2 separate regions of the Homo sapiens genome follow, and region 1 is linked to region 2. Evidence: chromatin contacts called from ENCODE Hi-C or POLR2A ChIA-PET data. All regions are on one chromosome and are shown on one strand. The core of a region is the stretch at or near the end of the contact, and the rest is flanking DNA. Distances in the headings are between cores, read along the strand shown.

Region 1 (7,042 bases), core at 2,948-5,447, 43 kb before region 2:
GGAAACCATCAACTCAGTTCTGCAGGAAGCCTCCTAAATCAGTTTCTCCCCTGATTAACTCAGGGTGTCCCGTGTTTTGAAATTTGTACCTGTGGGATTCGAATTTGTGGACATGGTTGAGTGATGGCACAGAGAGGCCAACGTCATTAACAGATGGCTTTTATCTGAGAGATTTCCTGAGAGAAGGGGGCATACCCTGCCACACAGGGCCACAGGAGAAGCTCCAGGTTTTGGTCTGGAGATGGAAGTGGGAGCAAGGGGAAAGCTGAAGCCAGGGCGTGTACTGGAGTTTCCTCGGGAAAGGCCAGGCCAGGCAGAGTCAACAGTTTAGGGTTGGATATCTTAAATAATTCCAGAGGGTTTGGGTCTGTAGCAGTGGCCTCTAGTTGCCTGGTCCTGAGGCAGGAGAATAGGGTCTGGAGTCAGGGAACCCAAGGCCGATTAATGCTGACTGCCTAGAACTAAATCAAAAGGAAAACCCCAACTTTCCACACCTAAGTAACAAAAGGACCAGAGGCTACTGCAAACCCCTCCCCCTTTCCTGCTGGGCAGATGGAAAATTCAAAGTATCAGAAGTGGCCTGGAGCTCACGCCTGTAATCCCAGCATTTTGGGAGGCCGAGGCAGGCAGATCACCTGAGGTCAGGAGTTGGAGACCAGCCTGGCCAACATGGTGAAACCCTGTCTCTACTAAAAACACAAAAATTAGCTGGGCGTGGTGGCAGGCGCCTGTAATCCCAGCTACTCAGGAGGCTGAGGCAGGAGAATCGCTTGAACCCGGGAGGCAGAGGTTGCAGTGAGCCGAGATCGTGCCATTGCACTCTAGCCTGGGGGACAAGAGACTTCTGTCTCAAAAAAAAAAATATAGGATACAACCAGAGCTAGGTCATGTGGTATTTCCATTGCCAAGTACAGTGCTTCATCATCAACCAACAAAGATTAGTGGCTTCTCTGTCTAGAGCAGTGATTTCCAAACTGTTTTTTAGGCAGGGAGACAGCATTGTATGACTTTAAGAAAATAGGCTTTACCAGGAGTGGTGACTCAATGCCTGTAATCACAGCTACTGAGAGGCTGATGCATGCTTGGGCTCAGGAGTTCGAGATCAGCCTGAGCAACACAGGGAGATTCCATCTAAAAGAAAAGAAAGAAATTAAAAGAAAAGAAAACTGGCTTTGGAGTCAGGCCTGAGCTTAGTTTTGCTTGCAATCATGTGACTTGAGGAAAAATACAGATTGAGCATCCCTTATCTGAAATGCTTGAAACCAGAAGTGTCTCAGATTTTAGAGATTTTTTTGGATTTTAGAATATTTCCATTATACCACTTGAGCATCACTAATCCAAAATACAAAATGCTCCAATGAACATTTCCTTTGAGCATTGTCAGTCTCAAAAAGTTTCAAATTTTAGAGCATTTCAAATTTCTGATCTTCAGATTAGGAATATCCAACTTGTACTATCTCTAAAGCTCGACTTCTTTACTGTAGAATGGGCAGAGTAGTAATATCTACATAGAACAACTGTGAGAATTAGATGAGATAATTTTTGTCCCCGCCCCCGGCATTGAGGGGCCTGTGTGTTGTCATGGATCTCTGCTGCATTGGTCAAGCCATCTCTTCCTAGAACCTCTCCTAGAAACATTGATTAGACTTTGCATCCACAGAAGACTGCCTCCATCCTAATTGGGCAACTCCATTTTAACAACTGGACTCGAAGTTGGAGCTTACTCACTATGTGACTTCGTCTATCAAGTGTAATTTTTTTTAATGTACTTCATCTATCAAGTGTAATTTTTTTTTTTTTTTAGACAGAGTCTCACTCTTATTACCCAGGCTGGAGTGCAATGGTGTGATCTCGGCTCACTGCAACCTCCACCTACCAGGTTCAAGTGATTCTCCTGCCTCAGCCTCCTGAGTAGTTGGGATTACAGGTGCCCGCCACCATGCCTGGCTAATTTTTGTATTTTTAGTAGAGATAGGGTTTCACCATGTTGGCCAGGCTGGTCTCGAACTCCTGACCTCAGGTGATCTGCCCGCTTCAGCCTCCCAAAGTACTGGGATTACAGGTGTGAACTGCATCCGGCCTCTGTGAGATTTTTATTCTTCCCCGTTTAGCATTTTGATAAAGAAAAAAACTTTGTATGGCAATAAGCTGTGTGATTCATGAAATCATACTTTTGACCATCTCTTTATTTTAACCATATGAAACAGTTGTTGTTACTGTTGATATTATTATTAATTTTGAGACAGGGTCTTGCTCTGTCATGCAGGCTGGAGTACACTGGTGTGATCACAGCTCCCTGCAGCCTCAACCTCCTGGACTCAAGCAATCCTCTCACCTCAGCCTCCCACATAACTGGGACCACAGGCATGTGCCACCACACCTGGCTAATGTTTTTGATTTTTTTTGTAGGGGCGAAGTCTTGCTATGTTGCCCAGGTTGGTATTATTGATATTATTATTAGTAGTAGTAGCAGTACCATGTTTACACAATGACCTAAAAGTATGTGAAAATGGATCATTTATTTATTCAGCCCTTATTATTTGATAGCCTCTTGGCACCAGAGATATATAAGTGAAAAAACAGAGGTTCCTGCTGGCATGGAGTTCACATCTGATATGGTTTGGCTGTTTCCCCACCCTAATCTCATCTTGAATTCCCACATGTTGTGGGAGGGACCTGGTGGGAGGTAATTGAATCATGGGGGCAAGTCTTTCCCTGCTGTTCTTGTGATAGTGAGTAAGTCTCATGAGATCTGATGGTTGTATAAAGAGGAGTTCCCCTGCACAAGCTCTCTTTTCCTGCTGTCATCCATGTAAGGCGTGACTTGCTCCTCCTTGCCTTCCGACATGATTCCCCAGCCACGTGGAACTGTAAGTCCATTAAACCTCTTTGTTTTGTAAATTGCCCAGTCTCAGGTATGCCTTTATCAGCAGCGTGAAAACAGACAAATACAACATCCTAGTGGGGGAGACAGTAAATAAACACATGGATAAGTAAAATGGGATTAGCGCCGTGTGCAGTGGTGCACACCTGTAGTCCCAGCTACTCGGAAAATCTCTTGAGCCTAGGAGTTTGAAGCCATCCTGGGCAACATAGTGAGACACCCGTCTCAAAAACAAAAACAAAACAAAACAAAAGCTGCTCTTTGTAGTAGCATGTGCTCATGCTCTTAAACAGAATATTCCTGAAAGTCCACTTTAGCTGAATTAGGCCTATTCCTGGGAAAACTACTTAATCACCTTCTTTGCCACTAAGGCCAAAAGCTCCAAGTCAGACTGCAATAAAGACTGGTTTAATCAGAGGACTCTTGAGTTTATTTTTCTCCTGAACTGAGGTTTTTTGGCAGAAGACTTGGGAAACTCTCATACCTCACAGGCTGGGAACTTCTGAGCTCAGAGCCTTGGGAAAACATAAAGAAGCACGGTTGGCCATTGAGAGCTTAAAGGGATACCTCCGGAGACCTTCATAATGCTACAAGTGTGCACATCTCCCCTCTAGCAAAGCAGTTCCCTATAAAATGTCATTATGCGTTGGCTGGAACAGTTGCTGAAATGTCATTTAGCAGAGTTCTTTTTTGTTGTTGTTGTTGTTTTTTTTTTTTTGGACAAGGTCTCTCTTTGTCATTCAGGCTGGAGTGCAGTGGCATGAACACAGCTTCCTGGCTCAAACAAACCACCCACCTCAGTCTCCCAAGTAGCTGGGATTACAGGTACATGCCACCAGGCCAGGCTAATTTTTTTTTTTTTTGTAGGTAGGGGCCTTGCTATGTTGCCCAGGCTGGTCTTGAACTTCTGAGCTCAAGCTATCCTCACGCCTCAGCCTGCCAAAGTGCTGGGATTACAGATGTGAGCCCCTGCTCCTGGCAAGGGTCAAATTCATGGCTTGGCGAAGCTGGAATTAAAAAACCTCGTGACGCTTACATTTGAACTGCGGATGAAAAGTTAAACCAGCAATGCCAACCTGCCAAGAACATAGCTGGTGTATTAATTACCTATTGCTGCGGAAGAAGTGACTCCAAAACATTGTAGCTTAAAACAAAACAAAAGTCATTTATTATCTCTCTTAGTTTCTGTGGGTTAGGAATTCAGAGAGGGTACAGCAGGGGTAACTGACCTCTGCTCCACGATGTCTGGGCCTCCGTGGGAAGACTTGAAGAGTGTGGGCTGAAATCATCTGAAGCCCTGTTCACTCCCATGTCTGGGGTTCATCACATGGAGCTGCTGGCTGGTGGCCCAAGGACGTTGGTCAGAACATCCACACAGAGTCTCTCCAAGTGGGCTTTCTCACAATGTGGTGGTTAGGTTCAAAGGGCAAGCATCCGGACAGAGGAAAAGATAGAGAACCAGGTGATACTATAACCGTTTGGTTACTGGTGGAGGATGTCCAGGTTCTTGGCGTTTTGAACAGAGAATTGGACAAAACGCAAAAACAAAGCAAGGAGAGAATGAAGCAACAAAAGGAACTGAAAACAAAAGTACACTCCACAAGGTGGGAACCGGCTCAGCATAGGGGCTCAGGAGCCCCTTTACAGAATTTTCTGGGGTTTAAATACCCTCTAAAGGTTTCCCATTGGTTCCTTGTGAAAGGTGACAACGTGCCAGCAGCCTTGCTTGTTCTCGGCGCCTCCTCGGCCTCAGCATCCGCTCTGGCCATGCTCTAGGAGCCCTTCAGCCCGACACTGCACTGTGGGAACCCCTCTCTGGCCTGGCTGAGGCCGGAGCCGGCTCCCTCTGCTTGAGGGGAGGTGTGGGAAGTAGAAGCACAGGCGGGAACCGGGCCTGCGCGTGGCGCTCGCGGGCCAGCATGAGTTCCGGGTGGGCGTGGGTTCCGCGGGCCCTGCAAGCCGGCCCTGCCGGCCTCAGGCAGTGAGGGGCTTAGCACCAGGGCCAGCAGCTGCAGAGGGTGCGCCGGGTCCCTCAGCACTGCCGGCCCTACCACACCGCGCTGGAATTCTCCAAGGGCCTCACCTGCCTTCCGGGGGGCAGTGCTCTGTGTCTAGCTAATCTAGTGGGGACTTGCAAAACTTTTTTGTCTAGCTAGAGGATTTTAAATACACCAATCAGCACTCTGTGTCTAGCTTAGGGATTGTAAATGCACCAATCAGCACCCCGTCAAAACAGGCCAATCAGCTCTCTGTAAAATGGACCAATCAGCTCTCTGTAAAGTGGACCAATCAGCAGTATGTGGGTGGGGCCAGATGAGGGAATAAAAGCAAGCTGCCGGAACCAGCGGTGGCAACTGGCTTGGGTCCGCTTCTGCAGTGTGTGAGTTTTGTTCTTTTGCTCTTTGTGATAAATCTTGCCGCTGCTCACTCTTTGAGTCCTTGCTGCCTTTGTGAACTGTAACACTGTGAAGGTCTGCAGCTTCACTCCTGAAGCCAGCAAGACCACCCACTGGAAGGAATGAACAACTCCAGATGTACTGCTTTTAAGAGCTGTAAGGCCCACTGTGAAGGTTTGCAGCTTCATTCCTGAAGTCAGTGAGACCACGAACCCACCAGAAGGAGGAAACTCTGGACACATCTGAACATCTGAAGGAACAAACTCCGGACACACCATCTTTAAGAACTGTACACTCACCGCGAGGGTCCACGGCTTCATTCTTGAAGTCAGCAAGACCAAGAACTCACGGATTATTCCGCACACACTTGGTTACACCCTATGTAAATGAAGTAGTGGCCCACAGTCAGTCTGATTGGTTGCAGAAAGCAACCAATCAGAGGTACTTTTGATTTTCCATCTGTCACACAGAAAAAAGGGGGCAGGGTTTGCAAAGGGAGTAGCCTCCTGTCCTTTCATTGCTTAGGTGTGGAAAGTTGGGGTTTTCCTTTTGATTTAGTTCTAGGAAGCCAGTGTGAATCTGCTTTAGATTCCCTTTGTCTAAACCCTATTTTCCTCCCTCATGGTTACTACCTAGCCTCAGAAACCAGGGAGCATCACTGCATCACTTCTGCTGTGTTCCCTTAGAGCAGTCATTGCTCAGATACAAGCAGTGGGGGAACCTGGGTTTCCTTTCCCTGGAAAGGGTGTAGGAAGGGCATGTGAGGTGGGATAAATATGTAGGTGTGGCTACCTTTAAAAAATGTAATCTGCTGGGTGAGGTGGCTCACACTTGTAATCATTCCAGCACTTTGGGAGGCCAAGGCGGGCAGATCACCTGAGGTTGGGAGTTCGAGACCAGCCTGACCAACATGGGGAAATCCCATCTCTACTAAAACTACAAAATTAGCCAGGCGTGGCGGTGCATGCCTGTAATCCCAGCTACTTGGGAGGCTGAGGCAGGAGAATCGCTTGAACCCAGGAGGCAGAGGTTGCAGTGAGCCGAGATTGTGCCATTGCACTCCAGCCTGGGTAAGAAGAGCAAAACTTCGTCTCAAAAAAAAAAAAAAAAAAAAAATAGAGGCAAGGTAATCTGCCACAGATAGTACTCAACAAATACTTACTGGGTAAGTGTGAATTCCAAATACCTGGTCTCAAACACCTGGTCTCAAACACCTGGCCTCAAAATTACAATCTAGCCAATAAAATAAAACATACAGTCATTTAACTCTTTCGCTAAATGGCACCTAAGATCAGCTAGTTATATACTACTAAGCTGTTGTTTCTCACCAGTGGTATTGAAAGGTAGTCTAGCTAGGCCACTGGACTTTCACGACAATCAATAAGCATTTGTTGGTCAGGCGTGGTGGCTCACACCTGTAATCCCAGCTTTTTGGAGGCTGAGGCGGGAAGATGGCTGGAGCCCAAGAGTTTGGGACCAGCGTGGGCAACATACTGAGACCCCATCTCCACAAGAAGTAAAAAAATTAGCTGGGCATGGTGGTGCATGCCTGTAGTACCAGCTACTCAGGAGGCTGAGGTGGGAGGATTGCTTGAGCCGCAGAAGTCTAGGCTGCAGCAAGCCGTGATTACACCACTGTACTCCAGCCTGGGTGACAGAGCAAGACCTTGTCTCAAAAAAACAGTTTTTTATCCCCTGGTTAAAAAAAATTCCATATCCCCTGGATTCCCACGTGCACACACAAGTGAGACGTGTTCTCTGC
Region 2 (6,298 bases), core at 3,057-5,556:
TAAGGGCTGGCCTCTCTGCCTCTGGACTGGGGCTGGCACAAAGCCGGGCTAATCACAGAGCACTTTCGGAAATGAGGGTCTTGAATGGAATTTCCTCAACACGCCCTCGGCAGTCTGCAGCCTCCTCACTGAGTTTTCCCTTCTGGAAGGCTCTGGGCTGGGCAGGGCTGGAGAACAAAGGAGCCGTTTCTCTGAGTCTTCCTCAGAGCCCAGAAAGCCTCCTGACCCAACAAAAATTCAATAAAAGCAACTCTTGTGTTCCCTTCCGTGTACTACGGCTGTCAATAAATCAAGTGCTAGGGCTGAAAATAAGTCAAATGCTGCATATTCACAGTTAACAATGTGTACATCTCTGTGGGGGGAATAAAAATTGTTTACTGTAGATAAGAGTCTTGCCCTCAAAGAGCTTAATATTTACTTGGAATATCATGACTAATCACAGCAAGAGGAAAAAGTCAAATCATGATTTGTGGCAGCAATCCAAGCAATCTTGGGACAAAAGTAACAAGCTTTAAGAGTTCAGTAAATGCAAACTGTTGAGCATCTCTTCTACTAGACAAGGCTGCAGAAACCCTAAGGTGGGGACTTATCTCAAAGATAGCTGTCATTATTTTTTCTTTCCTCCCATGCACCTACCACTCCCTTTTGGAGAGGTGGAGCCTATCTCTCCACCCGCTGGGATCTGGGCTGGCCTATGACGGCTTTGACAAATAGGATGTGATGGAAGTTATGCTCTGCCAGTTAGGTCTAATCCTTAAGAGGCCTGGCAATTTCTGCTTCCCCTCTCTTAGAAAGACCCAGCTGACATGCTATGGGAAGTCCCTAAGCCACCTGGAAAGTCCAAGTGGAGTACAATTGAGGCTCCAGGACCATGGTACCAGCTGAACTCCCAGCCAATAGCACCAAGTCACCAACTCCGAGTGATCCACATGGAGGTAGATCCTCCAGCCCTGTTGATCCACCTCAGCTGCCAAGCAGTCCCTGCCTGCTTAGCCCCAGTTGCAAAACTGTGAGCAAATAAATGATGGTTGTTGCATTCTTGCATCTGCTTTGCTTTCACCACAATCCCTGTAAAGAAGGTGTTTCCAGGCGTGGTGGCTCATGCCTGTAATCCCAGCACATTGGGAAGCCTAGATGGGAGGATTGCTTGAGGCCAGGAGTTCAAGAAGGTGTCATTAGCATTATCCCCATTTTATAGATGAGGGGTTAAGGTGGAAGTGGTTAAGCAAATTATCCAAGATCTCACCAGTCAGTAGTAAGCGGAGGAGGCCCAAGGACACAGGGTGTGTTCTGGGGTTGGTGCTTACACCAGCGTGGCAGGAGCTTGGGATATTAGTCAGGAAGTGGTGTGATATAAAATAGGAAGAAGGGCCAGGTGTGGTGGCCCACGCCTGTAATCTCAGTAGTTTGGGAGGCTGAGGCAGGAGGATCACTTGAGCCCAGCAGTTTGAGGCCAGCCTGGGCGACATAGCGAGACCCCATCTCTAAATAAATAAATAAAATAAAACCAGGAAGATGGATGGGTTGGGATCAAATTAAGGAGGGACCCATGTGCCAGGATAAGAAGTTAGCACTTCATTCAATAATGACCGTTTATAAGTGGCCATCGGTGGCTTTTTAGCCAGAGAAGTGATGGGGTAAAAATATCTGAAACAAGTGGTTGAACACGAGATAGTCTGAAGGGCCAAGAGTCTGCCAGCAGATGGCTCAGCGGAGACAGAGTTGAAGTGATGGAAAATTGCTGCCTGCGATGGTGGCAACGGAACAGAAAAAGACACATGACAAGACTTAAAAAAAACACAATGGTAGGATTCCACGGTCAGGAATTCCAAAATATTTAAATCTGGGTGGCCCAAAGGAGAAGGGGTGATATCACCGAATGAACTGGCAATGCAGGAGGAAGAGCCAGTTTAGAAAGTCTTGCGCACGGAAAAAAAAGGTTTTTGTGGCATTGGCACAGATTTGAGGGAGATGAATTTAGTTTAAGATATGCTGAAACTGAAGAGCTGGCAAAGAATGAAGATGTGTAAGTCACACTTCCAGCCCTCGAGCCGTTGGTAATTCTGAGTTCCTTTTCTCTCTTACAAATACATACACAATCACACATGGACACAAATGTACGCACACACACATTATTTATATATTTATTTATTTTTTGAGACGGAATCTCACTCTGTCGCCCAGGCTGGAGTGCAGTGGCAAGATTTCAGCTCACTGCAACCTCTGCCTCCCTGGTTCAACCGATTCTTCTGCCTTAGCCTCCCGAGTAGCTAGGACTACAGGCGCACGCCACTACACCTGGCTAATTTTTGTATTTTTAGTAGAGACGAGGTTTCGCCATGTTGGCCAGGCTGATCTTGAACTCTTGACCTCAGATGATCTGCCCGCCTTGGCCTCCCAAAGTGCTGGGATTACAGGCATGAGTCACTGTGCCCAGCCTCACACACACATTCTTACATACATGCCAGAGAAGCAAATAGAAGTAGTATATAGTAAATAATAGTAAAATGAAAAAACCGTCCAAAACACTTGGTACTGACAATATATGCTACGAGTGATCTGAAAGAGAAAGATCAATTGGCCTCGTAGCATTCAAAGGGGTTACAGTAGGATCAGAGGAGGGGTATTCCTGGAACACGTGCTTACAGGCATTGAGCATCGAGGCAAACATGGAGGGAGGGATAGTGGGAGAGGACAATTATCATAGGCATCACACATTTTTTGAAAATGTGGTTTTAATGACCTCAAAGTATTCCATGCAAAACTACAATTTATTAGACGATTCCTCTAACTTTTTACATTTATGAGGTTGGCAATTTTGGCTATTATAAATTACATTAAAATGAAAGCTGGCTGGGTACAGTGGCTCACACCTGTAATCCCGTGCTTTGGGAGGAATGGGGAGGATGGCTTGAGCCCAAGAAGTCGAGGTTCCAGTGAGCTATGATCACACCACTGCACTCTAGCTTGGGTGACAAAGCAAGACCCTGTCTCAGAAAATAAATAAAATAAAATAAAATAAAGTCTCTGTAAATAATTTTTCGCTTACATCTGACCATTCTTGGAAGACAGATTCTTTGTTTTTTGAGATGGAGTTTCACTCTTGTTGCCCAGGCTGGAGTGCAATGGTGTGATCTTCGCTTACTCTAACCTCTGCCTCCTGGGTTCAAGTGATTCTCCTGCCTCAGCCTCCCAAGTATCTGGGATTACAGGTGTCCGCCACCATGACCAGCTAATTTTTTTGTATTTTTAGTAGAGACAGGGTTTCACCATGTTGGCCAGGCTGGTCTTGAACTCCTGACCTCAGGTGACCCACTTGCCTCGGCCTCCCAAAGTGCTGGGATTACAGGCGTGAGCTACTGTGCCCAGCCAGAATAGATTCTTAGAAATGGAATTAGTGGGCTGAAAAATGTCAATTAAAAAATATATATGTATATATTTTAGAGACAGGGTCTCACTCTGTTGCCCAGGCTGGAGGGCAGTGATGCAATTATAGTTCACTGCAGCCTTGACCTCCTGGGCTCAAGCTATCCTCCCACCTCGGCCATCTGAATAGCTGGGATTATAGGTACGTGCCACCATGCCCAGCTCTAAGATATTCTTGACACTCTTTGCCAACAGCCTGCTAAAAACATGGTCAGTTTGGCTGGGCAGGACGCACAGCTGTGTGTTCTGTATGACCTGTTTTACACATTAAATATTTGAAAATAAATAAAAACACAACCCACAATGTTAACAGTGCTTACCTCCGGGTGTTGAGGTTTAGGGGTGATTTAATGGACTTCTTTTTACCTTTCTATATTGTATACATTTCCAAAATAATTTTATCAAATTACTTTTTTAAGTAGGAAAATCCTATGATAGAACACTGTGCTCAAGGCATGAATCCTGTGTTGTTGCTCCAGCTCTCCAGCCGACAATGTGAACTTGGACAAGCCACTGGATCTCGGCTGAGCTAGAGCATCTGAGACAGCCACTAGGTGCTCTCAGCCCAGGACCTGGGGCACTTAAAAAACTCCTTGCTCTGAGTCCCTGCCCAGAGTAACTGCATCTGTATTTGCAGGGTCGGGTGAGGCCTGGTTATGGGAATTTTTCAAAGGTGAGTCATGGACACTAATGTGCAGTTTAGGGCAGGCTTCCCTGATCCAAAGGCTCTAAGGAAGGCCTTGAAAGCCACGATGAAGACCTCATCCCATGGGAGCTGTGGGCTCCTTCAGAGCTGGGAGAGAGGAGGCGGGTGGTGGCTGCGGCACACCTTTCTGTGTCTGTTGGCAGCATCTCAGCCGCAGGTAGCAGGTGGGGTCTGATTCATCTCCAGCAACATTTACAGACAATGAGTCACAACCAAAGAAAATCACGTATCCCGAGAGGGAAGCCAGGTCCTCTTTGATTCCAAGCACCGGGTGAGATCAGAACAGGAGGACCAGGCAGGCAGTGTCTGGCGGTGGCTCTCCCTTCCTGCAGCAGGGGAGCAAAGCCGGGGGTCTCTATTTTGGCGGGGCTTGTGGTTGAGGAGAGGGGAGTGAAGATGGGCCGGAGGGAGAAGTGGGATCAGGCTGGTGGCCTTGCTTCCTCTGGGCCAGTGAGCAGTGGCCACTCTGCTGGCCAGGCACCTACCCTCCTCCAAAGCCTGGAGATGAGGGCAAGTGAATCCTTCACTCCTCTCTTGGGGTTATTTCTATGGGGAGGGGGCTGGGCCCTCTGCTGGTTCCCTTAGCAACAGGGCCTGGCCCAGCTGCATTGTGCAGAGGCCCCAGCTAGGAAAGGCAGAGGGGGAAGGAAGGGAGGAGATGGTTTTCCACGGCCTGCCCTTCTCAGAGGTGGCGGGGGCTGTCAACATCCCAGAGCCCTTGGTTCCGGAGGGGGAGGGGATGCCCGTCGAGAACTCAGTCTTTTCCCAGGGGGAGAAGGCCAGAGAGGGGCCCCGTGGGCATCACTGAGGTCATTGTTTACATGTAGAAAATTAGGCTGCAGCCACTCTTGGCTGCATCCCGGGTGGGAGGTGTTAGAAAGAGGACCAGACCAATCTTGCCCTTTGACGCTGCCCAGAGGAGGCGACCAGTCCCCGACAGCCCTGCTTGGCGGCGGGTCCTGGCCTTCCATCCTCTGTGCGCACGCGTGGCATTTTCTGACCTGCCCTTGTCAAAATGACTGCATGTTCTTCTTAGCATTTGGATTTGCAGAGCTTCTGAAGGGCTTCTGCCTCTGAAGTCCCCTGCCCTGCCTCGGTTCTCACGCCTTCACGCTCTCCCTGCTCTTCTTGCTCTTCCATTCTGCGTGGCTGTGGTCCCCTCTCCCTCGCCCCATCTCTCCTGCTTAGCGTCCATCTCTCCCCACGTTCCTTCTTCCCATTTATTCCTCCCCCACCACTATTCCAAAGCCAAACAAATTTCCCGTCCTCTTTCCAGTCTGTTTTCCCTCAGGATAATAAAAGTTCTCTCGGGGATCAATAAAACCATCCAGGCTACAAGACATTAGCAAACTGTGACCTAGATAGGCAATGCATGTTAGAAAGCTTTTGCCAATAGTGATATTTATTTTTATTTATTTAATTTATTTATTCATTTATTTTGAGACAGAGTTTCGCTCTGTTGCCCAGGCTGAAATGTAGTGGCGCAATCTTTGCTCACTGCAACCTCCGCCTCCTGGGTTCAAGCAATTCTCCTGCCTCAGCCCCCTGAGTAGCTGGGATTACAGGCATGTGCCACCATGCCTGGCTAATTTTGTATTTTTAGTAGAGATGGGGTTTCTCCATGTTGGTCAGGCTGGTCTCGAACTCCTGACCTCAGGCGATCCGTCTGTCTCAGCTTCCCAAAGTGCTGGGATTACAGGCGTGAGCCTCCGCGCCTGGCATATATTTATTTATTTATTTATTTATTTATTTATTTATTTATTTAGAGATGGAGTTTCGCTCTGTTGCCCAGGCTGGAGTGCAGTGGGGTGACCTCAGCTCACTGCAACCTCTGCCTCCTGGGTTCAAGCGATTCTCAGCGATTCATTCCTTAGCCTCCTGAGTAGCTGGGACTACAGGTGTGTGCCACCACACCTGGCTAATTTTTGTATTTCTTTTTTTAATAGTAGAGACAGGGTTTCACCATGTTGGCTAGGCTGGTCTTGAATGTCTGACCTCAAGTGATCATCCTGCCTCAGCTTCCCAAAGTGCTGGGATTACAGGTGTGAGCCACTGCATCTGGCCCCAGTAGTGATATTTAAATGCCTTGATATGTAAAGGTTTGAGCTTCCAAATGGAGATCACGATTATTGTAAAAGTGACCACTTTTCTGACCATGCCCGATGA

Evidence for each region. A loop is a pair of places that touch in the nucleus more often than their neighbours do. ChIA-PET counts read pairs that join two places held with the same protein, here RNA polymerase II (POLR2A). Pooled maps may share reads with other maps.
Region 1: a map of aorta shows a loop between it and region 2 (6-fold over the local background). The contact joins two enhancer-like sites. A Hi-C loop is called at or near these places in 4 of 168 maps with a recorded cell type or tissue (Calu3, Right ventricle myocardium inferior, Right ventricle myocardium superior and 1 more), 1 of 37 single-sample maps with no recorded cell type and 8 of 50 pooled maps. POLR2A ChIA-PET finds 5 or more read pairs at or near these places in 2 of 52 experiments (Panc1 and WTC11).

Annotation. Positions count from the first base shown.
Region 1 is chr18:58,825,775-58,832,816 of GRCh38, reverse strand. LINC01926 (long intergenic non-protein coding RNA 1926) reads right to left here. Exons shown (of 3, transcript NR_146904.1): 2 at 1,029-1,131. Among named protein-coding and RNA genes, the nearest start is that of LINC01926, 15 kb to the right of the region's middle. Within about 2 kb of position 4,197, at least 5 of the 41 ENCODE cell types and tissues checked have a DNase peak (open chromatin) inside an H3K27ac peak, as active enhancers do.
Region 2 is chr18:58,783,444-58,789,741 of GRCh38, reverse strand. No RefSeq gene overlaps it. Among named protein-coding and RNA genes, the nearest start is that of LINC01926, 27 kb to the left of the region's middle. RefSeq lists enhancers at 1-626, 6,168-6,298. Within about 2 kb of position 4,306, at least 14 of the 41 ENCODE cell types and tissues checked have a DNase peak (open chromatin) inside an H3K27ac peak, as active enhancers do.